Regions from separate parts of the Homo sapiens genome. Here all the other regions are linked to region 5. The links are chromatin loops, found by intact Hi-C in ENCODE. Cell type or tissue: mammary epithelial cell. All regions are shown on one strand. Each heading gives the region's core, and the rest is flanking DNA. Links, peaks and the distances in the headings are about the cores only. Region 1 has its middle 130 kb from the start of CMAS. Region 2 overlaps ST8SIA1 (ST8 alpha-N-acetyl-neuraminide alpha-2,8-sialyltransferase 1). Region 3 has its middle 140 kb from the start of CMAS. Region 4 has its middle 100 kb from the start of C2CD5. Region 5 has its middle 55 kb from the start of CMAS.

What was found. Peaks named below come from ENCODE experiments on the same cell type or tissue, not always from the same donor. Only the 100,000 strongest peaks of a DNase experiment are listed, where the experiment ranks them.
Region 1: it touches region 5 in a loop (15-fold over the local background); 9 of 110 quality-filtered maps call a loop at or near these places.
Region 2: a loop joins it to region 5, with 8 times the contacts of the local background. A loop is called at or near these places in 2 of 110 quality-filtered maps.
Region 3: it touches region 5 in a loop (3-fold over the local background); 7 of 110 quality-filtered maps call a loop at or near these places.
Region 4: it touches region 5 in a loop (8-fold over the local background); 49 of 110 quality-filtered maps call a loop at or near these places.

The regions. Positions count from the first base shown.
Region 1 is chr12:22,169,856-22,176,418 of GRCh38, forward strand. No RefSeq gene overlaps it. Among named protein-coding and RNA genes, the nearest start is that of CMAS, 130 kb to the left of the region's middle. In mammary epithelial cell, for the core only: a CTCF peak has its summit at 3,494 (motif pointing left); no DNase peak of the experiment used is centred there.
Region 2 is chr12:22,272,388-22,278,950 of GRCh38, forward strand. All of the region lies in intron 2 of ST8SIA1 (ST8 alpha-N-acetyl-neuraminide alpha-2,8-sialyltransferase 1), which reads right to left. Among named protein-coding and RNA genes, the nearest start is that of ST8SIA1, 59 kb to the right of the region's middle. RefSeq lists enhancers at 1,021-1,190, 4,469-4,638, 4,478-4,647 and a cis regulatory region at 4,554. In mammary epithelial cell, for the core only: no CTCF peak of the experiment used is centred there; a DNase peak (open chromatin) is centred at 3,654; H3K27ac peaks cover 1,795 bases.
Region 3 is chr12:22,183,908-22,190,470 of GRCh38, forward strand. No RefSeq gene overlaps it. Among named protein-coding and RNA genes, the nearest start is that of CMAS, 140 kb to the left of the region's middle. RefSeq lists an enhancer at 4,652-4,821. In mammary epithelial cell, for the core only: no CTCF peak of the experiment used is centred there; no DNase peak of the experiment used is centred there.
Region 4 is chr12:22,439,759-22,446,321 of GRCh38, forward strand. No RefSeq gene overlaps it. Among named protein-coding and RNA genes, the nearest start is that of C2CD5, 100 kb to the right of the region's middle. In mammary epithelial cell, for the core only: a CTCF peak has its summit at 3,831; a DNase peak (open chromatin) is centred at 3,823.
Region 5 is chr12:22,097,863-22,104,425 of GRCh38, forward strand. No RefSeq gene overlaps it. Among named protein-coding and RNA genes, the nearest start is that of CMAS, 55 kb to the left of the region's middle. RefSeq lists an enhancer at 3,979-4,118. In mammary epithelial cell, for the core only: a CTCF peak has its summit at 3,278 (motif pointing right); DNase peaks (open chromatin) are centred at 3,319 and 4,079; H3K27ac peaks cover 1,255 bases.

The DNA of each region.
Region 1 (6,563 bases), core at 748-5,747, 72 kb after region 5:
TCACTTGAGGTCAGGAGTTCAAGACCAGCCTGGCCAACATGGTGAAATCTTGTCTCTACTAAAAATACAAAAATTAGCTGGGTATGGTGGCGCACGCCTATAACCCCAGCTACTCAGGAGGCTGAGGAGGGAGAATCACTTGAACCCGGGAGACAGAGGTTACAGTGAACCGAGATCACAGCACTGCACTCCAGCCTAGGTGACTCCTAGGTGACAGAGCGAGACTCCATCTCAAATAAATAAATAAATAAATAAAATAGGAAAAAGAAAAACTATAGCGCCTTATGATTCCATTTATATGAAATTCTAGCCTCCACAAATATAATCAATAGTGTCAGAAAGCAGATCAGTGTTTTTCTGGGGCAAGAATTTGGGGGGATTTAACTGAAACAAAATGATAAACTTTTTTTTTTTTTTTTTTTTTTTTAAACGAAGTCTCGCTCTGTCACCCAGGATGGAGTGCAGTGGTGCGATCTCAGCTCACTGCAAGCTCCACCTCCCGGGTTCGCGCCATTCTCCTGCCTCAGCCTCTCTAAGTAGCTGGGACTACAGGTGCCCGCCACCACGCCCGGCTAATTTTTTGTATTTTTAGTGGAGACGGGGTTTCACCTTGTTAGCCAGGATGGTCTTGATCTCCTGACCTCCTGATCCGCCAGCCTCGGCCTCCCAAAGTGCTGGGATTACAAGCGTGAGCCACCGCGCCCAGCCAATGAGAAACTTTTTAAAGTGATGAACATAGTCTGTATCTTATAAGTGTTGTTGAAATTCATCACATTGTGTGCTTAAAATGGATCCATTTTATTGCTTTCTAATTCTACTTCGATGAAGTTTATTTCTTAAAAACTGCATCAATATATCATATTATTCATCAATCATATTGGCAGTTAATGCAAAACTTGACAACACACTCTGTTGGTGAGGCTGTGGGGAAATCAGTACTCTTACATTGCTTGGGGAATTTAAAAAAAATGGTTTAACCCCTAACAAGGGGAATCTCTGACCTCCTAATGTAATAGTCTCAAAATATGCTAAATTCCTGCCAAAAATGTATTAATGGAAAGAAATCATGTGAAGACATCAGACAAACCCAAATTCAGAGACATGTAATTGGCTTGAATTTCTAAAAAAATCAATGCTGGGGCCGGGAGCAGTGGCGCACGCCGGTAATCCCAGCACTTTGAGAAGCCAAGGCAGGCGGATCACGAGGTCAGGAGATCGAGACCATCCTGGCTAACACGGTGAAACCCCTTCTCTACTAAAAATACAAAAAAATTAGCCGGGCGTGGTGGTGGGCGCCTGTAGTCCCAGCTACTTGGGAGGCTGAGGCAGGAGAATGGCGTGAACCCAGGAGGCGGAGCTTGCAGTGAGCCAAGATCGTGCCACTGCTCTCCAGCCTGGGCGACAGAGCGAGACTCTGTCTCAAAAAATAATAATAATAATAAATAAAAATCAATGTTAAAGATGATGAAAGATAGAAGAATAGTTCCAGATGAAAGGAGACTAAAGAAACATGACAATGATTCAATGTGTGATTCTAGATCCGATCCTGGAATGGGAAAAAAAAATCACCAAAAAGGACATTAATGAGAAAATTGGTAAAATCTGAATAGGAACTGTATATTAGACAATATTATATCAGCATCAAATTTCTTACCTTATTATTATACTTTTGTTATCTAGGAAAATGTCCTTGTTAGGGTATATACATTGAAATAGTTTGGAAGTAAAGGATTATGGTATCTGCAACTTACTTTCTAATTTTCAGCAACAAGAATAAGAATAATAATTAGATTTTAAAAAGCAAATATAGCAAAAACATTAATGATTGTAATGAGTAAAGATTATATGGGTGTACTATATTTGCAACTTTTAAAATTGATGGTTTTTTTTTTTTTTTTGACATAGTTTCACTCTGTTACTCAGAATGGAATGCAGCAGCAAAATCACAGCTCACTGCAACCTCGGCCTCACAGGTTCAAGTGCTCCTCCCACCTCAGCCTTTCCGGTAGCTAGGACTACAGGTGTGTGCCATCATGCCCAGCTAATTTTTGTATTTTTCGTAGAGACGGGATTTCACCATGTTGCTCAGGCTGGACTTGAACTCCTACGCTCAAGTGATCTTCCCGTCTTGGCCTCCCAAAGTGCTGGGATTACAGGTGTGAGCCTCTACACCCAGCCTGATAGTTCTTTTAAATTAAACATTTAAAAAATAAATGAAACAAATATTTAAATAGATCTTTCTCAACTACCAAACATACGACGGAAAGCCAAAGTGAGAAAGCAGGGTATTTTTTTGCCATGGGCTCCTGAACAGTGTAGACCTTGGTTCTTGTAAAGAATTCATAATGGATTTATAACTTCACTTGTATAGCCTGGTTAGAAAGTGGGCAAGAGGGTGTGTGCGTGATGGTAAAGGAAGGAGGGCCACAGCTCTGCTCCTGCACCTGCTCTGCCATTTTGCCTCCCTAATTCAAAGGGCTATAAACATTCTCTTGCAATCCTGGCAACATTTGAAAATGCACAAACCATTATATCAGCAAACGGTGTTTGTGGCCACAGTAACTTTTGAGGAAAAAAGATGTCCCAGAATTTACCTGGGAGCTGGGGTGAGCAACTTCTTTAGTCCAGAATGCCACCTGAAAGATTACGACTATATTTACAGTCACTGCCAGGTGATTATGGTCTGTAGTACCCCAAGGAAGAAGCCAAAGGAGGGAAGTCGGAAAACAGGAAGGAAGGAGAGGAGGACAAGAGGAGGAACATAGTGACTAAGATGTGGAATAAGCATGTGCCCTGGTATTACCCAGCTGCCCCTCAAGGATATTTGCAAGAGGCAGCTGCTTCTGTTCTTACGCTGCCCACAAACTGTGGTCAGGAGGATCCCCTGAAATACACAGTCTGGTCAGTCATTAAGGATACGGTTAAATTTTTTCCAACTCAAACGAATGTCAACTGATGACCTAGGCCAGGGGTGTCCAATCTTTTGGCTTCCCTGGGCCACACTGGAAGAAGAAGAATTGTCTTGGGCCACAAGTAAAATACACTAACACTAGAGATAGCTGATAAGCTAAAAACAAACAAACAAAAACACACACACACACACACAAAATAAATCTCATAATGTTTTGAGAAAGTTTATGAATTTGTGTTGGGCCACATTCAAAGCCATCCTTGGCTGCCTGCATCCCATGGGCTGTGGGTTGGACAAGCTTATCTAGACAAAGATTCACTACTCTTTTGAATTTTTGTAATTCTTTGGTCCAGTTTTATGCCTCACTTTATTTTAACTTTTATCCATGCTTTGTCTCCCTTACCAAATTATAAATCTCTTATAGGCTGAGTACAGAATGTAGTCATTTAATATTCCTTACAATGTTCAGCCTAACAATTCATGTTCAATAAATGTTTGTTGAGGAAACAAAATTTAAAAACAAACAAAACAAGCTATCAATATTTTTTTTAACATGTTGTGTGTTACAGCCCCCTAGTGTACAGAAACATCTGTCTAGAGGAGCCTGAATTAACTGGAATTTGAACAAATTGCCAAGGGAATGATCTCTGATTCACTCCTTTAATTCAAGATTCCTTTGTTTTCTTATCAGCCTAATTTATTCTTCTGAGGGGAAGGGCCAGTTTTAGAATGTTATAACACTTCCATTCTCCATGACTGCATCCCTGACTTGTGCTTCATCCTCCTTCCAATATGCCTTTTCTTTCATCCCAATGATGGAAGATAAAAGTATTTGTTGATTCTAAGATACACTTTTTTCACATTTTAACATTTCTGAGATCAAACTGTATCTTACAATTGATGCTGTCACTATTACTGTTAGGTATGCAGTCTGATGACATAACCGTCATTTCCTATACATATACAAACTCTGTTACAGCACTTCTCAATCTCACATTAGTTGACTAATGGGCATTGTTTGTGTCATTTTTGTTTAATTTAACTGCCAGTTAAATATCTTTAAAAAGATATGATGAACCAACAATTACATATACACATACATGTAGTCTATAGAATGAGTCGTAATTGGGCATTAAGACACAAAGCTATAGTATGTGTAAAATGGCAGGAAAATTATGTAGTGAGATGTAAATTGATTATTGTAAGTTGACTATTTTTTGGAAGAATGACTACATTTCCAGATTATGCTGCAACACAACAACCAAGCTTTCTATAAGACCTAAGAAGGAAAGATACTCAGAAATGAATAAAGCTGGATTATATTTTATTGCTGAGATTCATGCAAAAATATTGCTTATTGTGTGCCATGCAATCCAACTAAAGGCAGAAAAATTTGCAATGGTACCTCCAAATAGATTAAACTTCAAAAGAATGAGATACTGATGTGAACTATTCATTCGTTATGCAAGACTATCAATAAAATGTCAATTTGTGAGCATCTGCCTGATAATTTAGAATAGAAGCTGATTACTTTAGTGATACATGATTCATTCAGGGAAAACATGAAAATGGTAAATTAGACATCCTAGTGAAAGCCAAGGTGGAAACATTCCTCAAAGTCATATGGACAATGTTAAAGTTATTAAGAAGACCAAGATCGTGACCACAAGCTATAAAAATCAGTATATTGCTGATAATATGCATAATTACTGAAGATCAAAAATTATTTTCACATATTTCATTTTAAGGCACAGCATGAAATCTAAGAATGAGAGCTCCAAGTATGCCAGTGCCTATAAATTTCAAAATAATTGGATGGATGAACTAATGATAGACTGGCTGAAAGTCATTTGGAATTGATACCTAAGAGCTTCATGCAACACATACAAAAGTTTGGTTTTCAATTCATTTCATGTTCCATGTATCTTAACAGTTAAAGAAAATGCTTACCAAAATCTATATCAATGTGGAGCGTCTTGGCAATTATAAATCCTTGCTTTTCTATATAAATTATAAATTAAATTTTACAACAAATTCTATGGGTCTAGATCAATTTTAGCAGCAAAGACATCTTTATAATATTGAGTCTTTCTGTCTATGAATATAGTACATTTCTCAATTAATTCAGGTCTTTTTCATTGTCTTTCAATAAATTTCATAATTATTCCCTAAGAGACATGTACATTTTTTGTTGTGTTTATTAGGTCTTAGCATTTCATTATTATTGCTGCCATAGTAAATAGTTTCATTATTCAAATTGCATTTTCTAGCTGTTTATTACTAGCGCCGTAAAAATGAAATTTACTTTTATATGCTGATCTTGTATTTGGTAACCTTATCAAATTTGTGCATTAATATTACAAACTTTTCAAATTTTGATAGGAGAAATTATAGATAATTTTGGTTTTTCTATCTTTTAAAAAGAAGAGTTGTGTTTTTTCTTTCAAATCTTCATGTTTTTATTTCTTTCTATTTTTGGGTATGTGTCTTCTAGGCGCCCAGAGAAAATGTTGAATGATAAGATATCCTACTCCCTCCCTTCCTTCCTTCCTTCCTTCCTTCCTTCCTTCCTTCCTTCCTTCCTTCCTTCCTTCCTCTCTCTCTCTCTCTCTCATTCTTTCTTTCTTTCTTTCTTGACGGAGTTTTGCTCTGTCGCCCAAGCTGGAGTGCAGTGGCACGATCTCGGCTCACTGAAAGCTACGCCTCCCGGGTTCACGCCATTCTCCTGCCTCAGCCTCCCAAGTAGCTGAGACTACAGGCGCCCGCCACCACGCCCGGCTAATTTTTTGTATATTTAGTAGAGACTGGGTTTCACCGTGTTAGCCAGGATGGTCTCGATCTCCTGACCTCAAGGTCCACCCGCCTTGACCTCCCAAAGTGCTGGGATTACAGGCATGAGCCACCGCGACCAGCCCTCTTATCCTTTATTTTTAAAGGTATATTCTAATGTTTCACTGCTAAGAATGATGTCTACTATACATTTTTCAGGTACATATTATTATAAAGTTAGGAAAGTTATCTAAGATTTTTTTAAATCGAAAATAACTTAATTTTTTTCTCATGACCTTCCTTATCTATTGATATGAACATAAGATTTTTTTAACCTGGTTAATATGGCTAACTATGTTAATATGTTCTCTAATGTTGAAGCCTCCTTCTATTCTGAGATAAATCTAACCTATTCAATAACCAGAAAGATGAAAGTCTTAAAACTGTACCTAATAGCATAACTTTAAAATATATTAAACAAAATTAGACAAAAGTCCAATTTGACAAATCCATCATAAAGGTAGAACATTTGTCTTTCAATTGGAGACTTGAGTATATTTAAATTAATTGTGCTTGCTGATGTATTTGGTCTCTAGTTAACAAAGTGATCAATTCGTTGTTTCCCATACGCTCTGTACTTGCTTGCCTTTGCTTGTCTTATTCCCTCTTCTGGGAAGGTCTTCCCTACTACCTCTTATCTTTCTCACTCCATCATAATCTACTCTTCAAGGCTCATTATCCTCAAAGAATTTCCTGATTCAAGAATGGGGAGTAATCATTCTTTAAACTCCTATAATACATTATCGTTACCTCTCCAGGAGCAAAGCAAACTGAAAGGAAGTAGAAGAAAAGAAATAATAAAGCTCATAGCAGAAATCAATGA
Region 2 (6,563 bases), core at 705-5,704, 170 kb after region 5:
ACCAACCAAGGTTTAGTGTTCATAATCTGGATGAAACCATTTTCTTATTTAGAGTTCAAGGGGTTAAAAAATTATTACTGTCTCTGGCAAGAGGTTGTTTGGGAACTATATTGACTGGCTTGTTTCCTAAACATATTGGCTCCACGGCGCTACAAAGACTGAAAAGTATTTTCCTCCAGCAGCTGGGCCAAGATAAATTGAAAACTAACAGGGAGACAGTATGTCAATTTCAAAGATACTGGTATTATAATAGCTGTGGTTTTAAAATACAAATCCCAGTCATTCGCTTTGTGGGAAAATTGGTACAAGAATATTTGATGGCTAAAAGACTGAAGAGCACCAAGGCTCCAACACAAGAACCGACAGTCTGGAGATGCCAGCTCCTGGCAGGGAAGAGACCTCGGAACCAGTTCAGCTTTTTGCTCTGTCACTGCACTCTGCCATTTAGTTCTGGTTGGGGAGAAGGCAGAGACTGACTGAGCTGACATCTCTGACTGTGATTTTTACATCTTCAAAAACAGCAGCAATTTCTCCATTATGGTGTCCTTTAAGATTGATTTCATTGCAACATCTGAGACTTGTATTATCTAATGACACAAGAGTAACATGGTAACAAAAGCGCTCGGGGTCACCCTGTTTGACTATCTTCACAGTTAGCCTTAAAGGCTTCAGTCTGGGACAGTTATTCTGAGGTTTCTTACCGATAATGACAGGAGGCAGACAAATGCCTAGATAGACACGGGCAGGTCCTGGCGAAACCCCACCTCCAAGTTGCAGACAGTTTAAAGCCTGAAAGCCAAGCTACAAGTTAAATCCTCGGACTGGATTGAGACCCCACCTGCCCGTTTGGCACACTTTCCTCTGATTGATCCCCACCGTTCACCTATTTTTCATATACCCACACTTTCCTAATTGGCTTTCTACACTGTCATGTCCACCTTTGAGTGGCATCTTTGCTTTGACCTTTTTGCACAGTCACAAATCAATCAATACAAGCTACCTATTCTGAGCCCATAAAAAGCCCCAGGCTCAGCCATATTGAGAACTTTACTGCCTTTGGGTAGGGGGACCACCCCTGCTAAAAGCTGTTTCATCATTCAATGAAACTCCCCGCCTTGCTCACTCTTCAAATTTCTGTGTGCCTACTTCTTCCTGGTCATGAGACAAGAACCCAGACCTAGCTGAGCTAACGAGCAAAAAAATCCCTCATCATTATGTTGACTGCTTCCAATGTGAGGATTTTCCCCTCCACTCTCTATTAATGAACTCCAAGTCTCTTTATATTTATACCAAAACATAGGCTCTAGGTACACCAGGATACACTTGGTGATTGTATCCACCAAAACTAAGCAGCTGAACTCATTCATTCATTCATTCATCATTCCACTAAAATTTATTGAATCTCTACCATGTCTCAAGCACTATGCTACAAACTGAGACACATAACTCCCTATCATCCAGAATTAAACACTATCCCTGGAGAGGTTTCCAGCTGGTAAGAGAAGGCAACTTCAATCAAATACTTATAGAATTGAATATGAAGTTGCAAATGAAAGGTACCTGGTGCTCTGGGGACCAGCCCCCTCCTCCCCAGGAAATGGTTCTCAAACAAGATGTAAGGGATCAATGTAAGTTAATTAGGTAAGAGGAGGCAACAGTCTTCCAGGAAAATGGATAGCATGTGGAAAACCTCTACAGAAGAAGACAGCACAGTGTTTGTGAGGATATGAAAGAAGGCCAGTAAAGCAAGGTATGAGGATGAGAAGCAACATTGTGGAAATTGATGCTGGAGCCACAGGAAGAGATCAAGCCTTAAGGGGTTTATCTTTATCCTAAAAATCAATGGGAAGACAATCAAGGGTTTTAAGCAAAATGATTGCATGATCTGATTTGCATTTTAAAAAGCTAACTCAAGCTACAGCGTGGTAATGGACTGGAGAAGAGGCCAGATTAGATACAAAAAGCCCAGAAGATAACTTTTGCAGAATTCTAGACAAGAGGCCATTGTCATTTGAAATGAGATGGTAAAGACAATGAGAGAAAATAAGAAGTGGATGTGAGAAAAAGAAATTATCTTCACAAGTATCAAAATGTCCATCAGCTCCATCCAATAACAATTTCTTAAGAATAATATATGTCTTAAAAGAGAATAAGAATAGCGAAAAGAAATAAAAACAAAATAACTACATGCCCAGAACCAATATTGTGGCTTGACTTTTAAAATGTACGATCTTGTTATTTCAAGATTAGGATGAAGTCCTGCACACTTAGAGGGTGACTGTCCACACACCATCACACACGCCACGCTCTATCGTGAGCATCCAGGACCTTTCCTTCTTCCATCGCTGTTGCCTGGATTGACCTAGGTTGACGTAACTTGATGCCATGTGGGTGCAAAGGTTTTGGGAAAAGCAACCATCCATTTCATCATTCATTCAGCACATTTTAATTTACCACCTGCTATGTTATGTGCCAGACCCTGTCTATGTGCTGCCTTCAAAGGGCTCACAGTGTGGTCAGCAGAAAGCATGTGAGCCAGTAACTGTTATTCAATAACAATGTTGACAATTCAGTTATTGAATTGTTATACAATAATTGTTATTCAGTTGTATTAAGAGAGATATATACAAATTTGGGGGGGAGAAAATAGATTTTTAATCAACACTGCCAGGTGGTTGAGACTTGGGAGAGGGAACTGGGAAGGTTTGCAGAAATGATGCTTTGGCTGGATCTTGAAAAATAAACAAGAATTCATCAGATAAGGATAGGAAGGGCATTTTGGGCAGAAGGAACAACATGTACAAATGTGAAGACAAAACGAAAAAACGAATTGTTCTGGGAAATGCAAGTCACTTAGTAAAAGTAAAAAGTAATGAGGGGCTGGGGCTGGGCATGGTGGCTCACGCCTGTAATCCCAACAATTTGAGAGGCCAAGGGCGGGTGTATCACTTGAGGTCAGAAGTTCAAGACCAGCCTGGCCAACATGGTGAAACCCCATCTCTATGAGAAATACAAAAATTAGCCAGGCATGGTGGTGCACACCTATAGTCCCAGCTACTCGGAGGCTGAGGCAGGAGAATCACTTGAGCCCCGGGGGCAGAGGTTGCAGTGAGCAGAGGTCACACCACTGCACTCCAGCCTGGATGACAGAGTGAGACTCCGTGTCAAAAAAAAAAGCAATGAGGAGCTGGAGGAAGCAGATGGATGGCAATTGGTAAGCTTATATTAGCTGACATTCTCAGAGAGTTCATATCGTGAAGACCTTGTGTGACACTCTAAGGGATTTGAATTTTATCATACAGGTTGTAACCAGGAAGGATGAACCTGCTCAAGATTGATCCCCTGTCAACAGGAAAAAGATGTGGGCTCCTGTAGAGCTGCATGGAAACCAGATGGGGCTCAGTGCCCAAGGCCCTCTATCCTGATCAGTAGCAAGGCTTGGATTCCCACTACTCTCAGCAAGCCAAGGAAGAAACTAGCTCTTCTGCAACTATAAGCTGATGCAATAAATCCCATTTGTGTTCCCCATCCCTCACCCACTGCCTGAGCTCTTCTGTAGCTGGGGTGAGGTGCTGGCAGTGCTCCGGGAACTGGGCCTGCAGCCTTCCTATTCCAGTACTGCTGTGAGTCAGGGGAATGATATGGAGGGAGGATCTAGCGCAGCAGCCTCCAGGCAGGATTCAGCACAACACTGGGGAGTGATCTTTCCCTCAGGCCTCTGCCTACCAAGGACTGGGCTTGTCACTGGGAAAACACAAAACATTACACAACCCAGCAACAACAAAAAAACTAGTCCTCTTAGAATTTCATGCACTTTGATTTTTTTAGGGCTTGTGCCCTGTTTCACTTGTAGAATGCTTGTATTGAGTAAAAAGGAGATGTCCTAATATTCAAAGCAGCTAAACGTCCTCTTTGCCATAAAGACCCATGTAACTAACTGTGTGAACACTCGGGATTTTTCTCCTCTGTCCCGAGGTTGTCGTCTGCTTTCTTTTTTGGGTTTCTTTCTAGAAGATGGAGAAGTGCAAGTGACAGGGGCTGAGAGCACCCCCCAAACACGCAAGCTCTCAGCCATGGGCAGCTTCTCCACAGCCCCAGCTTAGCACAAGCTCCTGGAGGGCTGCCTGGGGGAGGCAGTCATGGAAGTGCCAAGGTGGCCAGATGGTTCCAGGACCACAGTGTCTTTATTTTTAACTGTTTGCCACTGCCACCCCCACCCCTGCCCGACTCTGGAGTACTGTCTTCCCCAGACAAGCAGGAGTGAAGTGGAGGGGGGAAAGCACTGATTCTCAGTTGGGGTGTTCCTAACTGAGCAGTAGGGATAGAAGGTGTGAGCCTGGGAGTGCTTTTATAAATTATTTTTCTTGTAGATTTTATTTTTAATTTATGTCTGTGACCTGCCAGGAAGAGGGGAGAGAGAGAGAAAAAGAGATGCTGTTGAACACATGACAAAATAAAATAAAATGGAAAAAAAAAAGGCCACCGTTTCTGGCCATCTATGTCATTCAACTGTATCTGCAAGACTTGTACCTGAGTCACCCATCATAGCTACACTGGCTTTCCATTCCCTACAAACACTAAGTTGATAAAAGAGGCCAAAGCCAGGGTTCTGCCCTATCTTAGTAAGTATGTTATATCTCAGTCTCTCAATCACCCCAGGGGAATGGTTGGTGCATCCCTAATTACAGAACTACAAAGCCCAGTGTAGTTTCAGGTTCCCTTTCTTAGAGGGTAGAATTTCCTTATTTTTAATAATAAAACGCAACAGCATATCTACTAGCTGCTCCTTGTCCTTCATGAGTTTTCTCTGTGAATGCTGCTCCAGCTGACTTAGTCTGCCGTTTAGCCACTTGCTCATCTGCATGGCAAGTAGTGAAGAGTGAGTTAAGAGATGTCACACACACCAGTTTACATTTTATAACAACAAAATTGGCAGAGGGTGGAGGATGTCACAGAAAGGCAAATTCATAATAGTGAACTTTTTTTTTTTTTTTTTTTTGAGATGGAGTCTCACTCTTGCCCAGGCTGGAGTGCAGTGGTGTGATTTTGGCTCACTGCAACCTCTGCCTCCTGGGTTCAAGCAATTCTCCTGCCCCAGCCTCCTGAATAGCAGGGATTACAGGTGCCTGCCACTACGCCCAGCTAATTTTTGTATTTTTAGTAGAGACAGGGTGTCATCATGTTGGCCAGGCTGGTCTCAAACTCCAGACCTCAAATGATCTGCCTGCCTCAGTCTCCTAAAGTGCTGGGATTACAGGCATGAGCCACCGCGCCTGTCTGTGAAACTTTTTTGAAAGTTCTTGAATTAGTATAGATAACAGATGATAAACCTTGACTTAACCCAGTGGCAGTGAGGTAAGAAAAGAGGGGATTGATTCAGGAAATATTTATGAAATAAACTTGGATTTGGACAGTGAAATTCAAACATAAGACCCTGGTGTCCAGCTCAAGTGACTGAGTAGACGATAGTGTCATTACCTGAGATCAGGAATAGAAGAAAAGAAGCAGGAGAAAGGGACAGAATTGTGAGCATGTAAAAGGTAAGGAACCTATGGAACATTGAGGACAGTATCCAATAGGTGCAGAACCGGATCTATTTTTACTCACTATTATTTCCCCAGGAACTAGCACAGTCCCTACCACACAGCAGTAGTTGCTCAATAAGTACTTCATGAATGAGTGGTCGAACACTTATTTTACTTACATAGAATCATGAAAATTTCAGGAAAGCATAGTTGTGCTGGCAGCAGGGCATATTTATTTAGGTGACAAGTCCAATCAATGTGTAAGGCAATCTTCTATGCATCAAATCCTTGCTTTAAATTTAATTCTAACCTTGATGTTATTTTGTAGATTTTTGATTTACATTAAATTTTATAGTTTGTGTAGAAATACTGTGTTTTTTTCTTGAGTCCAGAAATATCACTGAACTTTTTTGGATTTTAAAATATCCTCAAACAATCTCCATGTCAGGCATCTGGAAGCACCTACAAACTGTAGCAACTTCAGTTCTTACTGACCTTGGGTGTCATAGTCAAAGACTATGTAAGAGTATAACAAGAAAAGACAATCAGGAAATTTATAAATTATGGCTACAGAACTAACCATACTTTGTGAATATACTATCCTCTGAATAGTATATTAGACCCAAGATGTATATAAAATCAGAGTGGATTGAACTCTAGAAACAGAAAAATGTAAACAAAATAATCAGATGATACATATTGTATATGGGGCTGTTAGCCAGTGCTTCATTAACTGCAGACACCCCAGGTGAAGTGATTATCAAATTAATTTACAATTGCATTTCTCTCAGCACTTATTTTCTTTTTCTTAGCAAAGAGTTAAAATTCTGAAATCTCAAGAATAGAGTCTGAATAGACAGGAAAAATAAAACTTGGCAAGAAAAAAAACCTATGCATAATAATTTTCAGAGTATAAAATGTTGTCTTACCCTCAAAAAGCACTTTTGTTTCCTTTACAATCAGCAGATGTTGACCCATGCCCATCTATCCTAAATTTTCTCACCACACTTATCCACTTACCTATTTTTCTGACAAACT
Region 3 (6,563 bases), core at 714-5,713, 86 kb after region 5:
TAAATAATTTTTTAAAAGCTAATCAAACAGCAAGGATAAATAGATGAATCTATTATTTTAGTTAAAGATTTCAATATTCCTGTATCAGAAATGGCAGATCTAGCAGGCAGAAATCAAGTAAGGACACAGTTGAACTCAACACAATCAATCACCTGGATATATAGGTATTTATAGATTGCTTCATCTAACAGCAGAATACACATTCTCTCAAGTTCCTATGGAAGATTCACCAAGATATACCACATTTTGGGCCATAAATCATACCTTAACAAATTTTAAAAGCACAGAAATTATACAATGTCTTCTCTCAGACCACAATGGAATTAAACTAGAAATCAATAATAGAAAGCTAGCTGAGAAATCCCCCAAATACTTGCAGATTAAAATGTCTGGACTGCTCTACTCATTTTTGCCTCACTTATTTTGATGCTATATTGTTAGGTGCATACTTTTAAATAACACATGGGTCAAAGAAGAAATTGCAAGGGGAAATTCAAAAATATTTTAAGCTAAATGGAAATGAAAACACAATGTATCAAAATTTATGGGATGAAGTAAAAGTAGTGCTTAGAAGGATATTTATAGCATTGAATGCATACATTAGAAGAGAAGGGCCAGGTGCAGTGGCTCACACTTGTAATCCTAGCACTTTGGGAGACCAAGGTGAGCAGATTGCTTGAGCTCAGGAGTTCGAGACCATCCTGAGCAACAAGGCGAAACTCCAACTCTACAAAAAATACAAAAATTAGCCCGGCATAGTGGCGCAAACCTGTACTCCCAGCTGCTTGGGAGGCTGAGGTGGGAGGATCACTTGAGCTTGGGAGGCGGAGGTTGCAGTGAGTGAAGACTGCGCCACTGTCCTCCAAACGGGGTGACAAAGGGAAACCCTGTCTTAAAAAAAAAAAAAAAGAAATGGAAAGGAAAAGGAAAGAAGAAAGATCTAAAATCAATGAGTTAAGCTTCCCCCATAGGAAACTTGAAAGAGCTTGAGAGAAAATAATTGCAAAAAGACATACCCAATAAAGGAGTGTTATTCAAAATGTACAAAATCTTAAAACTCAACAATAACACCAATAACCCAGTTAAAAAATGGACCAAAGACCTTAACAGACATTTCACCAAATAGAATATACAGATGACAAGCAGCACGTGAAAAGATGCTCCACGTCATTTTTCATCAGAGAAGTGCAAATTAAAATAACAATGAGATATCACTACACACTTATAGAATGGCCAAAATCTAAAGCACTAACATTAATGCTGGTGAGGATGTGGAGCAACAGGAGCTTTCATTCAGTGCTGGTGGAAATGACTATAAAATATAACAGCCACTTTGGAATACAATTTTCCAGTTTCTTACAAAATTAAATATACTCTTACCATACAATATAGTCATTGTGCTCCTTGATATTTATCCAAAATAGTTGAAAACTTATGTCTACACAAAAACCTGAACTCAGATGTTTATACCAGCTTTATTTATATTTAAGTGTTTATTATTAATTCATTACCAAAACTTAGAAGCAACGAAGATGTCCTTCAGTAGGTAAATGAATAAATAAACTGTGGTATATTCAGACAATAGAATACTATTAAGTACTAAAAAGAAATGAGTGATCAAGCCATTAAAAGACACGGAGGAAACCTTAAATGCATATTGCTGAGTGACGAAAGCCAGTCTGAAAAGGATATACACTATGATTCACTATATGACATTCTGGAGAAGTCAAAACTACTGAGATAGTAACAAGATCAGTGGTTGCCAGAGAGTAGGTGGGAGGGAGGAAAGAATAGACAGAACACAAAAATCGTATAGGGCAGTGAACCTACTCTTTATGATACAGAGTAACATATGATAAAGGGTAATGACAATGGTGGAAACATGTCCTTATACATTTGTCCAAACCCAAAGAATTTTACAACACTAAGAGTGAACCATAATGTAAACTATGGATGTTGGGTGATAACTTAGTCAATGTAGGCTCACTACTTGTAACAAATGTACAACTCTGGTGGGAGATGTTGATAATGGGGGAAGGTCTGCATGTGTGGGGACAGAGAGTATTTGGGAAATCTCTGTACTTTCTCCTCAATTTTTTTGTGAACCTAAAACGGCTCTAAAAAATAGGGTATCACCTCCCCCCGCCCACCCACACACACAAAGGAATTACATGGTTTTGCACATTCTAGTGATACCTGGAACTGCGGACGCTATTGTTAAATCTTTATCAAAGTGCTGAAACCTAAATGAAAAAAAGCACCCTAAAATACAGGGCCTCAATCTGTATAGTTCAGTACTACAAAAAAATTATTAATAAACTAGGAATAATAATAGTAAAGCAATTTCCTCTAATGATTTATAAATTTTCTTTTATTAAATTATCTATGCACACATTTTTCATCTGCAAAACTAAACGTTTTCTTTTTAAAATATGAATCTGGCTACTGTACTTCAGAAGTCACTTGTGCCTCTGTGATTTGAAATTGACTCATCTGTAATGTAGAAGGTTTTGATCAGATCATCTCTGAAATAACCCTTGGTTTTGTTCAAAAGCAAATGGCGGTGTTTCTTTTCCTTTGAATCTCTATGAATTTGCAAAGAATCATAGGTTTTATGTTTCTGGTGTTTTGTCCTTACTTCAAATCTAATTGAATACATCAGCAGCATTAGTTGGCTCATTGAGCATTTCAGAACTCTTTCCCTTCTACCCAAAGAAAAGAGAAAGAGACAAAATGACATTATTGGTGGCTACAGTGAGTTCATCTGAAAAAGACCATGCTTTAACTATTTTGTATTTACTTCAATAAAGCAGGGGCTCTAGTCTGCTGGGGGGAAAAATCCTTAAAAGAAGTTAGAGGGTGAAAGGAAAAGCAAACATCACCTGTAATTCAATGGTGATAATTCTAGCAAAATCTTCAGAAACATGGTAAACTGGAAAACAATGGGATGATACATTTAAAAAGCTGAAAGAAAATCTGTCAAGCTAGAATTCTATAGCCAATAAAAATATACTTCAAAAATGAAAGTGAACTATAGACATTTTCAGGTAAATAAAAGCTGAGAGAGGCCAGGTGTGGGAGCTCATGCCTGTAATCCATGCAATATGGGAGGCTAAGGTGGGAGGATCACTTGCACCCAGGAGTTTGAGACCAGCCTAGACAACATAGGGAAACCCTGTCTCAAAAAAAAAAAAAAAAAAAAAAAAAAAAAAAAAAAAAAGGAAAAGAATGAAAGCAGAGAGAACTTGTTACTAGCACTACAAGAAAAGCTAAAGGAAATTCTTAGGCTGTTGAGAAATGGTATCATTTCTACAGAAAGGATTAAAAGCAATAGATCTGTACATAAAGGGGTATATAAACAAAAGTGTATTTTCATATTCTAATTTCTTTGAAAGGCATCTATGTTTTTAAAACAAAAAACAACAATGTTGTATTATGGAATTAATCAAATATACAGTAGTAATACACATGGCAATAGGAAAAAGGATCGGGAGACAGAGTAATGTGTCATACTAATATAACCTTCTTATTTGTGAAGTAGTATAATATTAATTCAAGTTATACTGTGATTGAAGATGCATATTATAATCCCTAGAGCAACAGATAAAAGTATAGTAAAAAAATGATTAATCTAAAAAAGGCAAGAAAGCAGCATGAAAGGCAAAAAGAACAGAGAAAACCAATAAAAAACAAAGTTCTGCACCATACAACAATATTTCTATCAATGATGAACTGCATATATGACATTGGTCCCATAAAATTGTAAATTTAGTACAGCCTAAGTGTACATTGTTTGTAAAGTCTACAGCAGTGGACAGTAATGTCCTAGGCCTTCACATTCACTTATTGATGCACCCAGAGCAACTTCTGGTCCTGTAAGTTTCACATGGTAAATGCCCTATATAGATATACCATTTTTTAACCTTTTATACCATATATTTACTGTATCTTTTCTATGTGTAGATACACAAATACTTACCATTATCTTCCCATTGCCTACAGTATTTAATACAGTATCATTCTGCGTAGGTTTGTAGCCAAGGAGCAATCGGCTATACCATTATAGCACAGGTGTGTAGTCAGCTATAGCATCTAGGTTTGCATAAGTACACGCTATGATGCTTGCACAATGATGAAATCACATAACTCATTTCTCAGAATGTATCCCACCGTTAAGTGACACATGACTATAATAAGATGATAGACTTAAACCCATCGATATCAACAACTGCATTAAATATAATAGTGATAAATGCCTCAGTTAAAGGGCAAAGATTGTTGAAATAGATAAAAAAGCAAAATGAGACCTAAGTATGTTGTTTACGAGAGGCACATTGCAAAGATATAATAACTACAATAAGCTGAAAGTAAAAGGATAGAAAAAGATATACCAGGTAAATATCAACCGTAAAAAATTTTGTAAGTTTTCATTAATGTCGATGTAGATTTCAAAACAGGGTATTACAAAAAAAGAAAAAAGAAAAATTTATGTAATTATTTTGATACTTATTCATATTGTAATACTTATATTGTTATAAAAGTTAAGAATAAAAGGGTCACTTCATAAAGAAAATATCACAGTCTTCAATGTGTATTTCAAGCAATCAGGTGTTGGTCAATTAGGACAATAAGCCAACTGAAAGCAACAATCAAGCCTTTATTTACTTACTATGACACTGCAAGGAGGAGGCACCAGTTTCCTAGGGTGTAGTTTTTCCCCATGGAACGCTACTGGCCGAGAGTTAACTGAATGCAGTGTCGATGGGAGAATTGTCTCAATGCCAAGGAATCCTAAACAAAAGGCTCTTTCTCTCTTTATGGACCTATGGGCCAGGGGGAAGAAGAGAGGGCAGGTCTTCTAGCAGTGGAGAGATACTGAGTCAAAGTGGAAAAGTGTCTCCACAAAGGCCCCTGATAAAAAGGCCTCTACATGAAGGTGCTGGGTTAGGAATGCCAATATGCATATGAACATGGCTCTCCTAAGAGTCCTAAGTCCTTGACTGCAACTCATTCTAGAAAACTGATAATTGGCTATGCACCAAGGTGTGAGGAGGTGATATGGTTTGGATGTTTGTCACCTCCAGATCTCATGTTGAAATGTAACTCCCAATTTTGGAGGTGGGGCCTGGTGGGTGGTGATTGTTTGATGGGGGCAAAACTCACATGAATTATTTAGCACTGTCCCCTTGGTAATAAGTGAGTTCTCACTCCAAGTTCACACCACATCTGGTTGTTTAAAAGTGTGTGGTACCTCCCACCCTGCTCCCACTCTTGCCATGTGATGGGCTTGCTCCTGCTTTGTGCTTTGCCTTTCAACATGATTATAAGCTTCCTGAGGCCTTCACCAGAAGCCAAGCAGATGTTGGTGCCCTGCTTGTACAGTTTGCAGAACGACGAGCCAATTAAACTTCTTTTCTTAATAAATGACCCAGCCTCAGATATTTCTTTATAGCGATTCAAGAACAAAATAATACAGGAGAGCAGCTTCTCTCCATTAGGCCTGCCAGACAAAGCCTTATGATTGCCTGTGGTCAGACAGGAAGAATTACAGATAGGACTTTGGTCTGGAAGTCAGACTCCTCAATGAATGAAACTTATAATAAATTTCAAAGTAAATTCAATAAAGCTAAAATGTATGGAACTAAAAGGAGAAATTGGCACATCATACTTAGAGACTTTAATATACATTTTTTCTATAGTTGATAGAATAGATAAAATATATCAGTAAGAGTGTACAGTTGACCCTTGAACAACAAAAGTTTGAACAGCACAGATCCACTTATATGAGGATTTTCTTCCATCTTTGCAACCTGGAAACAGCAAGATTAATCCTTCCTTTTCCTTGTCCTCCTCATTCTACCCAACATTAAGGTGATGAGGAGGAAGACCTTTATGACAATCCACTTAATGAATAGTAAATATGTTTTCTCTTTTTTATAATTTTCTTAATAACATTTCCTATTCTCTAGCTTACTTTATTGTAAGAATACAGCATATTATTTATATATATATCATGCAAAATATTTGTTAATCAACTGTTTATGTTGTTGGTAAGGTCTCTGGTCAACAGTAGGCTATCAGTAGTTAAATTTTGGGGGAATCAAAAGATACATGCAGATTTTCAAATGCATTGGGGTCGGCACCCCTAACCTTTACATTGTTCAAGGATCATCTCTACTTGACCTAATAAATGCTTTCAGTACACTATTGCCAACAACTGCAGAATGGATGTTCCTTTAAAGTACTCATGGAACCTGCGCCATAAAATAATTCTTAATAAATTTTAGAAAATAAAATCACACATAGTATATTCTCTGGTCGTGCCAGAATTAAATGACAAAGAGATAACAAAAAGATACTAGGAAATCTTCCATATATTTGGAAATTTAAAATATACTAAGTGACAGGTGATTTAAAGAAAAATCACAAGATAATTAGATAATATTCTGATTTAAAAACTGACAAAAGCACAATGCATCACAACTTGTGGAGCAACTTCTACTTCCATCCCTTGGTTCCCAGATCCAGATATTCTTAATACAGCCCAAACATATAATGGGAGA
Region 4 (6,563 bases), core at 742-5,741, 340 kb after region 5:
ACTCTCTTAGACCACAGTGGAATAAAACTGGAAATCAACTCCAAAAGGAACCTTCAAAACCACGCAAATACATGGGAATTAAATAACCTGCTCCTGAATGAGCATTGGGTCAAAAACAAAATCAAGATTGAAATTAAAAAATTATTCAAACTGAATGACAAGAATGACACAACCTATCAAAAACCTCTGGGATACAGTTAAGGCAATGATAAGAGGTTCATAGCCCTAAACAACTATATCAAAAAGTCTGAAAGGGCACAAACAGACAATCTAAGGTCACACCTCAAGGGACTAGAGAAACAAGAACAAAACCAAACCCAAACCCAGCAGAATAAAGGAAATAACCAAGATCAGAGCAGAACCAAGTGAAACTGAAACAAACAAAAAAATACAAACAATAAATGAAGCAAAAAGCTGGTTCTTTGAAAAGATAAATAAAATTGATAGACCATTAGTAAGATTAACCAAGAAAAGGAGAGAAAATTCAAATAACCTCACTAAGAAATGAAGCAGGAGATATTACAACTGACACCACTGAAATACAAAAGATCATTCAGGGCTACTATGAACAACTTTACGCACATAAACTAGAAAACCTAGACGAGATGGATAAATTCCCAGAAAAATACAACTCTCCTAGCTTAAATCAGGAAGAATTAGATACCCTGAGCAGACCAATAACAAGCAGTGAGACTGAAACAGTGATTTTAAAATTACCAACAAAAAAATGTTCAGGACCAGATGGATTCACAGAAGAATTCTACCAGACATTCAAAGAAGAATTGGTACCAATCCTTTTGACACTATTCCACAAGATAAAGAAGGAACCCTCCCTAATTCATTCTATGAAGCCAGCATCACCCTAATACCAAAACCAGGAAAGGACACAACCACGAAAGAAAACTACAGACAGATATCCTTGATGAAGTTAGATGCTAAAATCCTTAATAAAATACTAGCTAACCAAATCCAACAACATATCAAAAAGATAATCCACCATGATCAACTGGGTTTCATACCAGAGATGCAGGGACGGTTTAACATACACAAGTCAACAAATACGATACACCACCTAAACAGAAGTAAAAACAAAAATCACATGATCGTCTCAGTAGATACAGAAAAAGCATTAGACAAAATCCAGCATGCTTTATGATTAAAATTCTCAGCAAAATCAACATACAAGGGACATACCTTAATGTAATAAAATCCATCTATGACAAACCCACAGCCAACATAATACTGAATGGGGAAAAATTGAAAGCACTCCCTCTGAGAACAGGAATGAGACAAGGATGCCCACTCTCACCACTCCTCTTCAACATAGTATTGGAAGTCCTAGCCAGAGAAATCAGACAAGAGAAAGAAATAAAGGGCATCCAAATCAGTAAAGAGGAAAGTCAAACTGTCCCCATTTGCTGATGATATGATCGTTTACCTTGAAAACCCCAGGAACTCTTCCAGAAAGCTCCTAGAACTGATAAAAGCATTCAACAAAATTCCCAGATACAAGATTAATGCACGCAAATCAATAGCTCTTCTACACAGCAACAGCAACCAAGCGGAGAATCAAATCAAGAACTCAACCCCCTTTACAGTAGCCGCAAATAAAATAAAATACTTAGGAATATACTTAACAAAGGAGTCGAAAGACCTCTACAAGAAAAACTACAAAATATTGCTGAAAGAAATCACAGACAATACAAACAAATGGAAACGCATCCCATGCTCATGGATGGGTAGAATCAATATTGTAAAAATGACCATTCTGCCAAAGTAATCCACAAATTAAACACAATCCCCATCAAAATACCACCATCATTCTTCACAGAGTTAGAAAAAATAATTCTAAAATTCATATGGAACCAAAAAAGAGCCTGCATAGCCAAAGCAAGACTAAGCAAAAAGAACAAGTCTGGAGGCATCACACTACCTGATTTCAAACTATACTATAAGACCATAGTCACTAAAAGAGTGTGGTGCTGGTAAAAAATATAGGCACATAGACCAATGGAACTGAGTAGAGAACCAGAAATAAACCCAAATACTTCCAGCCAACTGATCTTCGACAAAGCAAACAAAACCATAAAGTGGGGAAAGGACACTCTTTTCAGCAAATGGTGCTGGGATAATTGGCTAGCCACATGTAGGAGAATTAAACTGCATCCTCATCTCTCACCTCATACAAAAATCAACTTAAGATGGATTAAGGACTTAAACCTAAGACCTGAAACTAAAAATTCTAGAAGACAACATTGGAAAAACCCTTCTAGACGTTGGCTTAGGCAAGGATTTCATGACCAAAAACCCAAAAGCAAATGCAATAAAAACAAAGATAAATAGCTAGGACCTAATTAAAGAGCTTTTCCATGGCAAAAGGAACAGTCAGCAGAGTAAACAGACAATCCACAGAGTGGGAGAAAGTCTTCACAATCTATACATCTGACAAAGGACTAACATCCAGAATCTACAACAAACTCAAACAAATCAGTAAGAAAAAATATACAAATGGCCAACAAACATATGAAAAAATGCTCAACTTCACTCATGATCAGGGAATTGCAAATCAAAACCACAATGCGATATCACCTTACTCCCAGGGAAATGGCCATAATCAAAAATCAAAAAACAGTAGATGTTGGCATGGATGTGGTGATCAGGGAACACTTCTACACTGCTGGTGGGACTGTAAACTAGTACAGCCACTATGGAAAACAGTGTGGAGATTCCTTAATGAACTAAATGTAGAACTACCATTTGATCCAGCAATCTTACTACTGGGTATCTACCCAGAGGAAAAGAAGTCATTATTTGAAAAAGATACTTGCACACGCATGTTTATAGCAGCACAATTCACAATTGCAAAATCGTAGAACCAACCCAAATGCCCATCAATCTAGTGGATAAACTGTGATATATATATATATATCCATAATATATATATATATCCATAATATATATATATATATGATGGAATACTACTCAGCCATAAAGAGGAATGAATTAACAGCACTTGCAGTGACCTGGATGAGATTGGACACTATTATTCTAAGTGAAGTAACTCAGGATTGGAAACCCAAACATCATATGTTCTCACTGATATGTGGGAGCTAAGCTATGAGACACAAAGGCATAAGAATGATACAATGGACTTTGGAGACTTGGGGGGAAGAGTGGAAGGAGGGGGAGGGATAAAAGACTACAGATATGGTGCAGTGTATACTGCTCAGGTGATAGGTGCACCAAAATCTCACAAATCACCACTAAAGAACTTACTCATGTAACCAAACACCACATGCACCCCAATAACTTATGGAAAAATAAAATAATAAAAATAAAAATAAATAAACATGAAAAAATAATACATTTTGCCATATAAAGATCCTTTTAAAAGTTGAATTATGCTCTAAAAGATTAACTGTAATGAGAGGTATCAGCAAGTCCTCTATTACCAGAAAATCATCCTGACATTGCTAAACTCCCTTTAGAAGGATATGTACGAATACTTTGGAATTTCCTGGCATGATTCCCTTTGGGGAATAAGGGAAAGGTCCGTGGGAAGCACTTGAGGATATCGCTATGAAGTGACAGACCCCAGAACCAGTTATGATAAGGAGCCCCTGGGGCTTCCTGGTCCACTGGGAGTCAGCTGTGAATGAGAACTAGAGGGTTGAGCACTGGGAACTGAACCTGAGCAGACTTTCTTGGCTGAATTAGGCATGGCCTAAAGACCCCTGGAAGCCTGTGCAGGAGTCTTGGTTAGTACCGCATCATCACCTGGGGAGAGGAGCTACTTCCCTGTTCTGTGTGGAACTCATTCCAACAGCGCCACCGTGTGATTATAAGAAGCAGACACAACAGTGAACCGAGAAGATTCCTGCACTGTAGCCGCTTGGATGTGGAAGCCGTTAACCCTTTGGGGACTTCATTGAGCCCTGGAGTTGTTGGACGATTCCAGAAGTAGAGAAGCGCTTACAGGCAGGAGAGTCTGGACTTCCGCTAATTATTCATATGGGTATACACAAAATTGTTAGGAAAAATAAGAGAGATGACAGTGCGTGTATCTTGAATTTGTGAAGCATTTTCTATTAGATGTTATTATCACAAATAGCACAGCTGTACGGTAATTTTATACTTTATGTATCTCTATAGTTGAACTTGTATAGGAATTTGTATTCGTTTTCTGTTGCTACCGCAACCTTAGTGGTTTCAACAACACAAACTTATTACCTTACAGTTCAGTAGGTCAGAACTGACATGGGTCTCACCAGGCTAAAATCAAGTCATTGGCGGGACTGTTCCTTTCTGGAAACCCTAGGGGAGAACACACTTCCTTGTTCATTTGAATTTCTGGCATAATTCAGTTTCTTGTATTGTGGAACTGAGATGGTTTCTGGCTGTTGTCGGCTGAGAGTTATTCCCAGAGTCTAGAGGTCACACACATTTTTATTTTTTATTTTTTATCTTATTTTATTTTAATTTTGAGACTGAGTCTCCCTCTATCGCCCAGGCTGGAGTGCAGTGGCACAATCTCGGTTCACTGCAACTTCTGCCTCAGCCATTCTCATGCCTCAGCCTCCCAAATAGCTGGGATTACAGGCGCCTACCACCATGCCCGGCTAATTTTTGTATTTTTAGTGGAGACGGGGTTTCACCATGCTGGCCAGGCTGGTCTCGAACTTCTGACCTCAAGTTGATCCGCCCGCCTCGGCCTCCCGAAGTGCTGGGATTACAGACGTTAGCCACCGCGCCCAGCCCACATTTCTTCCCCTGCCTCAAAGTCAGCAGTGTTGAGTCAAGTCCTACTCACATAGAGTCTCTCTGACCTCTTATATCCTCTGTTTCCATTTTAAAGGATTCATGTGGTTAGATTCTAGGACCCTCCCAGATAAACCAGGATAATTTATCCATCTCAAGCCTTGACCTTGATCACATTTGCAAAGTTTTTAACATGTCAGGTAATATATTCACAGGGGATTAAGTTGGGGACATCTTTGAAGGCCCATTATTCTGCTTACCATAGACATTTTGAGGTTTGTTAATATTTAAAAATATAGTCTTTAAAAAAAACTCCAATGAACAAATATTTAAAAGGATTTTTATAGACAACAACAGTCTTACTTTCAAAAAGCAGAGGAACCATTTTTATGTTTTTATTTTTTATATGTAAAAATATAGTCTTTGTTGGAGAGTACGTGGAGAAAAGGGAACCTTGCACGCTGTTGATAAGAATATAAATTAGTACAGCCATTATGGAAAAGAGTCTGGAGGCTTCCCAAAAAATTGAAAATAGTACTACCATACGATCCAGCAATCCCACTACTCTGCATGTTTCCAAGGGATATGAAATCAGTATGTCAAAGAGGTATCTGCACTCTCATGTTCATTACAGCGTTTTTCACAATAGCCAAGTTATGAAATCAACCTAAGTGTCCACAAACAGATAAGTGGATAGAGAAAATATGGTATCTATACACAATGGGATGCTCTTCAGTCTTTAAAAAGAAGGAAATTCTGCCATTTTCAACAACATGAATGAACCTGGAAGACACAATGTTAAGTAAAATAAGCCAGGCAAGAATGACAAATACCACATGATCTTACATAGTATATGTGAAATCTAAAAAAGTTGAACTCATAGAAGTAGATAGTAAAATGGTGGTTGCCAGAGGTGAGGCCTTAGGAGATGTTGGTCAAAGGATACAAAACTTCAATTAAATAGGAGGAATAAGTTCAAGGAGTCTATTGTACAACATGGTGACTACAGTTAATAATGTATTGTGTTCTTGAAAATTGCTAAGAGAAGTAGATTCTCAGTGGTCCCACCACAAAAGAAAAAAGTGAGGTAATGCATATGCTAATTAGCTCAATCTAGTCATTCCACAATGTATATATAATTTAAAACAACTGTTGTACAAGATTAATATCTGCAATCTTTGGCTATTAAAAAAAGTCAAAAAATTATATATAATTATATATCTACTTTATATAAATTCAGATATCAATATAGGTATATTAATATATAATTTATATATAAATATATCTAATTATATAGAAATATGTTATATATATTAAATGTTATATATATTAAATATATATTATATATTATATATATAATATATATAATATATATTAATAATTAATCTATTAACTATTTATATTATATATAAATAATATATTGATTTATATTATAAATATATTTATATTTAATTATATATATATATGTAGAGAGAGAGAGAGATTGAGAGTCTTTATAGTGCCTTGACTTTTCTATTAGAAAGAAGCCAAGCTTCCTAGGATACTATTTATCCAACCATTCCTAACATTTTCTTCAGCGTGGTTCCTTATTCAGCCTGGGGTCAAATAAGTGGTTTCAATAAACCTCCTGAAGTAGTATGCAAAAGTTCATGTATATGCTTATTTTGGGGGACAAAAAGGTCCAAAGCTTAGATCGGATTACCAAAAGTACTCTGAAAATGACCCTCCTCTGAGGGAAAAAGAAAAAAAAGGTTTGTAAATAAATGTGTTGCTTCCACACAACACACATTTTTATGCTTCCACGT
Region 5 (6,563 bases), core at 776-5,775:
AAGCCTACTTGATCATGGTGGTTTAGGTTTTTGGTGTGCTGCTAGAATCGGTTTGCAAGTATTTTGTTGAGGATTTTTACATCCGTGTTCATTAGGCATATTGGCCTGAAATTTCCTTTTTTTTGTTGGATCTCTGGTAAGTTTTGGTATCAGGGTGATACTGGCCTCACAGAATGAGTTAGGGAGGAATTCTTCCTCCTCAATATTTTGGAATAGTTTTAGTAGGAACAGTACCAGACTTCTTTCTACATCTGGTAGAATTTGGCTGTGGATCTGTCTGGTCCTGGGCTTTTTTGGTTAGTAGGCTGTTTATTACAGATTCAATTTTGGGACTTGTTATTGGTCTGCTCAGGGAATCAACTTCTTCCTGGTTCAGTTTTAGGAGGGTGTATGTGTCCAGGAATTTATAAATCTCTTCTAGGCTTTCTAGTTGGTGTGCATGGAGGTGTTTGTAGCAGTCTCTGATGGTTATTTGTATTTTTGTGGGGTCGTGGTAATATCCCCTTTGTCATTTCTAATTATGTTTATTTGGACCTCCTCTCTTTTCTTCTTTATTAATCTAGCTAGTGGCCAATCTTATTAAATTTTTTCAAAAAGCCTACTCTTGGATTTGATGATCCTTTGAATGTTTTTTTGTGTCTCAATCTCCTTCAGTTCAGCTCCGATTTTCATTATTTCTTCTCTTCTGCTAGTTTTGGGATTGGTTTGTTCTTGCTTCTCTAGTTATTTAGTTGTAATGGTAGGTTGTTAATTTGAGATCTTTCTAACTTTTTGATATGGGCATTCAGTGATATAAATTTCCCTCTTAACGCTGCTTTAGCTGTGTCCCAGAGATTCTGGTATCTTTGTTCTCATTAGTTTCAAAGAATTTCTTGATTTCTCACTTAATTTCATTATTTACCCAAAACTTGTTTAGGAGAAGGTTAATTTCCATGTAATTGCATGGTTTTGAGTGATTTATTTTTAAGTCTTTACTTCTATTTTGTACTGTGGTCTGAGAGTGTGTTTGGTATTATTTCAGTTTCTTTGCATTTGCTGAGGATTGTTTTATGTCCAACTGTGTGGCCAGTTTTAGAATATGTGCCATGTGGTGATGAGAAAAGTGTATATTTTGTTTTTGGGTACAGAGTTCTGTAAAGGTCTATCAGATCCATTGGTCCAATATTGAGTCCAGGTCCTGAAATGTTGTTGTTAATTTTCTGCCTCAATGATCTATCTGATACTGTCAGTGGAGTAAGGAAGTTTTCCACTATTATTGTGTGGAAGTCTAAGTCTCTTTGTAGGCCTCTAAGAACTTGCTTTTTGAATCTGAGTGCTCCTGTATTGGGTGCATATATATTTAGGATAGTTAAGTCTTCTTGTTGAATTGAACCCTTTATGATTACGTAATGCCCTTCTTTGTCTGTTTTGATTTTTGTTGGTTTAAAGTCTGTTTTGCCTGAAATTAAGATTACAACTCATGCTTTTTGCTGGTTTCCATTTGCTTGGTATATTTTCCTCTATCCCTTTATTTTGAGCCTATGGGTGTCATCGTGTATGAGATGGGTCTCTTGAAGACAGCATATCTGGGTTTTGCTTTATTATCCAGCTGACCATTCTGAGCCTTTTAAATGGGGCATTTAGCCTGTTTACCTTCAAGGTTAGTACTGATATGTGTGAATTTGATCTTGTCATTGTGTTGTTATCTGGTTATTGTGCCAGCTTGTTTGTGTGGTTGCTGTATAGTGTCATTGGTCTGTGTCCTTAAGTGTGTTTTTCTATTGGCTGGTAATGGTCTTTCTTTTCCATATTTAGTGCTCCTTTCAAGATCTCTTCTTAGACACATCTGGTGGCAATGAACTCCCTCAGCATTTGCTTATCTGAAAAGGTTCTTCTTTCTTTTTTACTTAGAAGAAGCTTAGTTTGGCTGGATATAATATGCTTGGTTGAAGATTATTTTTTCCTTAAGAATGTTGAATATAGGCCCCCAATCTCTACTGGCTTGTAGTGTTTCTGCTGAGAGGTCTGCTGTTAGCCTGATGGGGTTCCCTTTGTAGGTGACATGCTCTTTCTCTCTAGCTGCCTTTAACATTTTTTCATTTCAACCTTGGAAAATCTGACTGTGTTTTTTGGGGATGATCTTCTTGTATAGAATCTTGCAAGGCTCTCTGTATTTCCAGAATTTGACTCTCAGCCTCTATAGTGAGGTTGGGGACATTTTCATGGATGATATCCTGAAATATGTTTTCCATGTTGTCTGCTTCCTCCCCATCCCTTTTCAGGATGCCAATCATTTTTATATTTGGCATGTTTACATAATCCCACATTTCTTGGAGGTTTATTAATTCCTTTTTATTTTCTTTTAATTTTTGCCTGACTGTCCTATTTCAGAGAACCAGTCTTCAAGTTCTGAGATTCTGGCCGGGCGCGGTGGCTCACGCCTGTAATCCCAGCACTTTGGGAGGCCGAGGCGGGTGGATCATGAGGTCAGGAGATCGAGACCATCCTGGCTAACAAGGTGAAACCCCGTCTCTACTAAAAATACAAAAAATTAGCCGGGCGCGGTGGCGGGTGCCTGTAGTCCCAGCTACTCGGGAGGCTGAGGCAGGAGAATGGCGTGAACCCGGGAAGTGGAGCTTGCAGTGAGCCGAGATTGCGCCACTGCAGTCCGCAGTCCGGCCTGGGCGACAGAGCGAGACTCCGTCTCAAAAAAAAAAAAAAAAAAAAAAAAGTTCTGAGATTCTTTCCTCAGCTTGGTGTATTCTGCTGTTAACACTTGCAACTGCATTGTGAAATTCTTGTAGTGTGTTTTTCAGCTCTGTCAGATCAGTTAGGTTCTTTTTTATGCTGGCTATTTTGTCTGTCAGCTCCTGTATAGTTTTATTGTGGTTCTTATTTTCCTTGGATTGGGGTTTGCCATCCTCCTGAATTTTAATTTTAATTATCTTTGTTTTTCCTATATTCTGAATTCTATTTTTGTCATTTCAGCCAGATCAGTCTGGTTAAGAATCCTTGTTGGAAAATTAGTGTGGTCATTTGGAGGACATATGGCACTCTGGCCATTGAGTTACTGGAGTTCTTGTATTGCCTTCTTTCTCATCTCTGCATGTGGGTGTTCCTTTAACTGCAGCGTAGATTGAGTATAGTCAATAGACTTCTTTTCTGGATGTTTTCACAGGGCTGAAGCTTTGTGCAGGGTTTTTATTTGTGGCTAACTTCTTGTCTTTGGTTTTACAGGGGAGTATGTTACCTAGACATTTTTGGTGTTGAAGCTTTGGGGTATGATCCAGTAGGTGGCGCTTAGGCATAGTGGTCAGTTGGTAGGCTCTTGCTCAGTTGTGTGGTTCCCCTGTATTTCCTCACAGTTGCAGCCATGTTCCCTCTCAATGCTCTGAAATCAAGGGCCCCTCTTCCACTTGAGCGCTGGCTGTAAATTGCGGCTTGGCACTCCCAGGCTGTCCACCAGAGCTCTGGGGTGAACTCAAGGTTTATGTTTCCTCCCCAACTTAGAGGCAGCAGAGGAAGGAACCTTAGCAGTGGTTGTAGCCGATGGTCTTTTATTTGTATCCTAGGGGCTCCACCCCAGAGAAATGCAGGTCAGCAATCGCTCAGTGCAATCAGCCTAGGATGGGTCTGTGCTGTGGGCCCAAGCCTGGAGTTCCCTTTCCTGCACTCCATCTTTCTTGTAGGTGGAACCCCCAGGGGCAACCAAAGCCTCTCTGCCACTGCTTCTGCCTTTGTTACTCTGAGAGTGGCAGGGGTAATACCACTGCAGAGGCAGTGGCAGAGAGGCTTTTGGTTGCCCCTGGGGGTTCCACCTCTGTGAAGCAGAGCTGCTCTTATTGGGAGTGTTCAGCCAGTGGGGAGGGGCAGGTGCAGTGCTGGCACATGAGCTTGGGGCTCTGCTTGTTTGGCAGCAGGGGGTCAATGGTTCACTGGGAGGAGAGACTGGTTTCCTCTCCATATGACTGTGGCATGCTGTAAGCTCAGATGTAGCCCTCAGGTTCTTTGTTTCTTCTTCAGACTGAGGGCAGCAGGGATAGAACCAGTGACGAAGGGGCTGTAACATGTCTCTACAAGCCTCTCCTCAGGCCACTACCAGTGGATATGTTCAGCCATGGGTGGAGTGGCTGTTCTGCAGTCATGAGCCAGGGGCCCTGCCTGGTGAAGAGTGTGGGGTGGGGATTCCCCTGGAAGAGGGGCTGGGCTCCTCTCTATAGCGTGGCTGTGGTGTGCTGGAAGTGCCAGCATAATGACTAAGCCCCTTGTTCCTTCCCAAGCACGAGGGCTGTTGGAACTGTACCACTGCAGCTGCAGCGAAGGAGGGTTTGTGGGTTGGCTCTGCGATTTCCTCCTGGGAGAAGTGCTGAGCTGGCTCTGATTGAAGTGATCAGGCAGGGTCAGGGTGGTTGTGTTGGGGGTTGGATAGCCCTGCCCAGTGAGAAGTGAGGACTGGGACCTGTATGGGGAACAATCTGACCATTTTTCCATGGGGTTGTTGCTCTGTGCTGGGGATCTGGACCAGTCCCTGATCCTCACAGACTCTCCAGAGCCTGGAGACACCAAGGGCAAGGGCTGCAAGACAGCCACCATGGCAACCTGCCCCTACCATGGGGAGCTCTGCCCAGGGAGTTACAGAGCTGCTATTGGCTCTATAGCCTCAGCAGAGGGTAGTTGGAGACCCAAGCCAAGAGGACCTGCCCAGTGAGGAGCTACACGATTGGGGACCACATAACAGTCTGGCCACTTTTCCACAGGGCTGCTGCAGTATGCTGGGGGTCCACTCCAGTCCCCAGTGGCTTTGAATTTTCCAGTATCTAAAGATATCAACAGTGAAGGCTGCAAAACAGCAAAAAGGTGGCCTGCCCCTCCCTCTGGGAGCTCCATCCCAGGGAGGTCGGACCTGTTACCAACCTGAACACACCTGCAAGAAGTGGTTGGAGACCCCAATCAGGAGATCCCACCCAGTAAGGAGGTATAGGATCAGGGACCCATGTAAAAAAGCAGCCTGGCTGCTTTTCCTCAAGATAGTTGTGCTTTTCTGGGGATCCACTACAGCCCCTGGTCACCATGGACTCTAATGCCTGAAGGCAGCTAAGGCTGCTAAAGAGCAAAGATGGTGGCCTGCCCCTCCCTCTGGGAGCTACATCTCAGGGAGGGGTTGGAACTGCTGTCAGCCAGAAAACACCAGTGGGGGTGACAGGAGGTCCTGGTCAGGAGATTCTACCCAGTGAAGAGAAATGGGATTTGGGATCCACATGAAAAGCAGTCGGCTGCTGCTTTGCAGAGCTGCTATGCTGGACTGGGGGTCCGCTCCAGCCTCCAGTCACTTCAGACTCCTAGAGTCCAAAGGCAACAATTGCTAAGGCTGTAAAACAACAAAGATGTGGCCCACCCCGCCCTCTGGGAGCTTCATCTCAGGGAGGTGTAACGGTTATTATTGGTGACTGGCTGGGTTCCCAAGCCGGTGGGTCTTATCCAGTGAGGTGCCTGTAGTCCATCGCTGCTCACTCCCCTGGATTCAGCCCCTTTCCTACGGGTAGGTACGAGGATCTAACCTCTCACTTTGAAAGAGCTGCAGCTACTTTTTGACAGGAAGCTGGATATCTAAGGCTCCCAGGGCTCCACATGTGCCTGAGTGGCTACTCTGCAGAGACATTATGTAGCTCTGCATGTCAAACTGAAGGTTTGGGTAGAGTGGGTCCATGAAGGGATCTCCTGACCTGAGGGTTGCAAAGATCTGTGGTAGAACAGTGGGTCTCTGCAGTCACTTCCTCATTCAGTCAACACTTCTCTAGGCAAGGGAGGCTCCCCTGGTTCCATGGCACTCCTAGGTGGGCAGTTACCCTGCCTTGCTTTTCTCCATTCTTCATGAGTCAAATTGTTTCCTTGATGAATCCCAATGTGTGTACCTGGATGCTTCCGGTGTACACATTGTACCGGAAGTACAATGTGCTGTATTTACTCACCCCTTCTATTTCTCTTAGATTGGCACAACGTAGCTGCTACTAGTCAGCCATCTTGGCTAACCCCCTCACCACCACTTTTTTTCTTACTAATAATTCTCTGCTATCACAAAATATGAAATAGTATATCACACATGACACTTTTGACACATTTATAAAGTGTCTGTTTTGCACTGAAAAAAAATCTGCTTTCTATAATGGTGAAAAATATTTATGTTTTCCCAAAGCACTGCATTGCATAAAATAAAAATTGGTTTCATTTCCCATTTGTACTGAGTGATCTTCAAAGTGTCTTACCAGTTCACTGTGTTTCATCTTCTCTGTGAATAGTTCATTAAATACTCTTCTGCTCTGAAGTAGTTTATCCAATCATCCACCGCTCCTGGATAGATTGGAAATGTATTAGACAAGAACCAATTTAAATGTATTGTATTCACAAAAGAAATCTGCCAGTTTTAAAATAAAATGTGAACATCTTGTATCTCTTGGTGCCAAGATGATAGGGGATTATTCTTTATTTACTTATCTGTTGTTTCTAATTTCTTCTGTAATGGTTGTATATTATGCAGTTTAAAAAGTTATTTCTGGAAAAAAAGGCAGATTAAAAATACATGAATG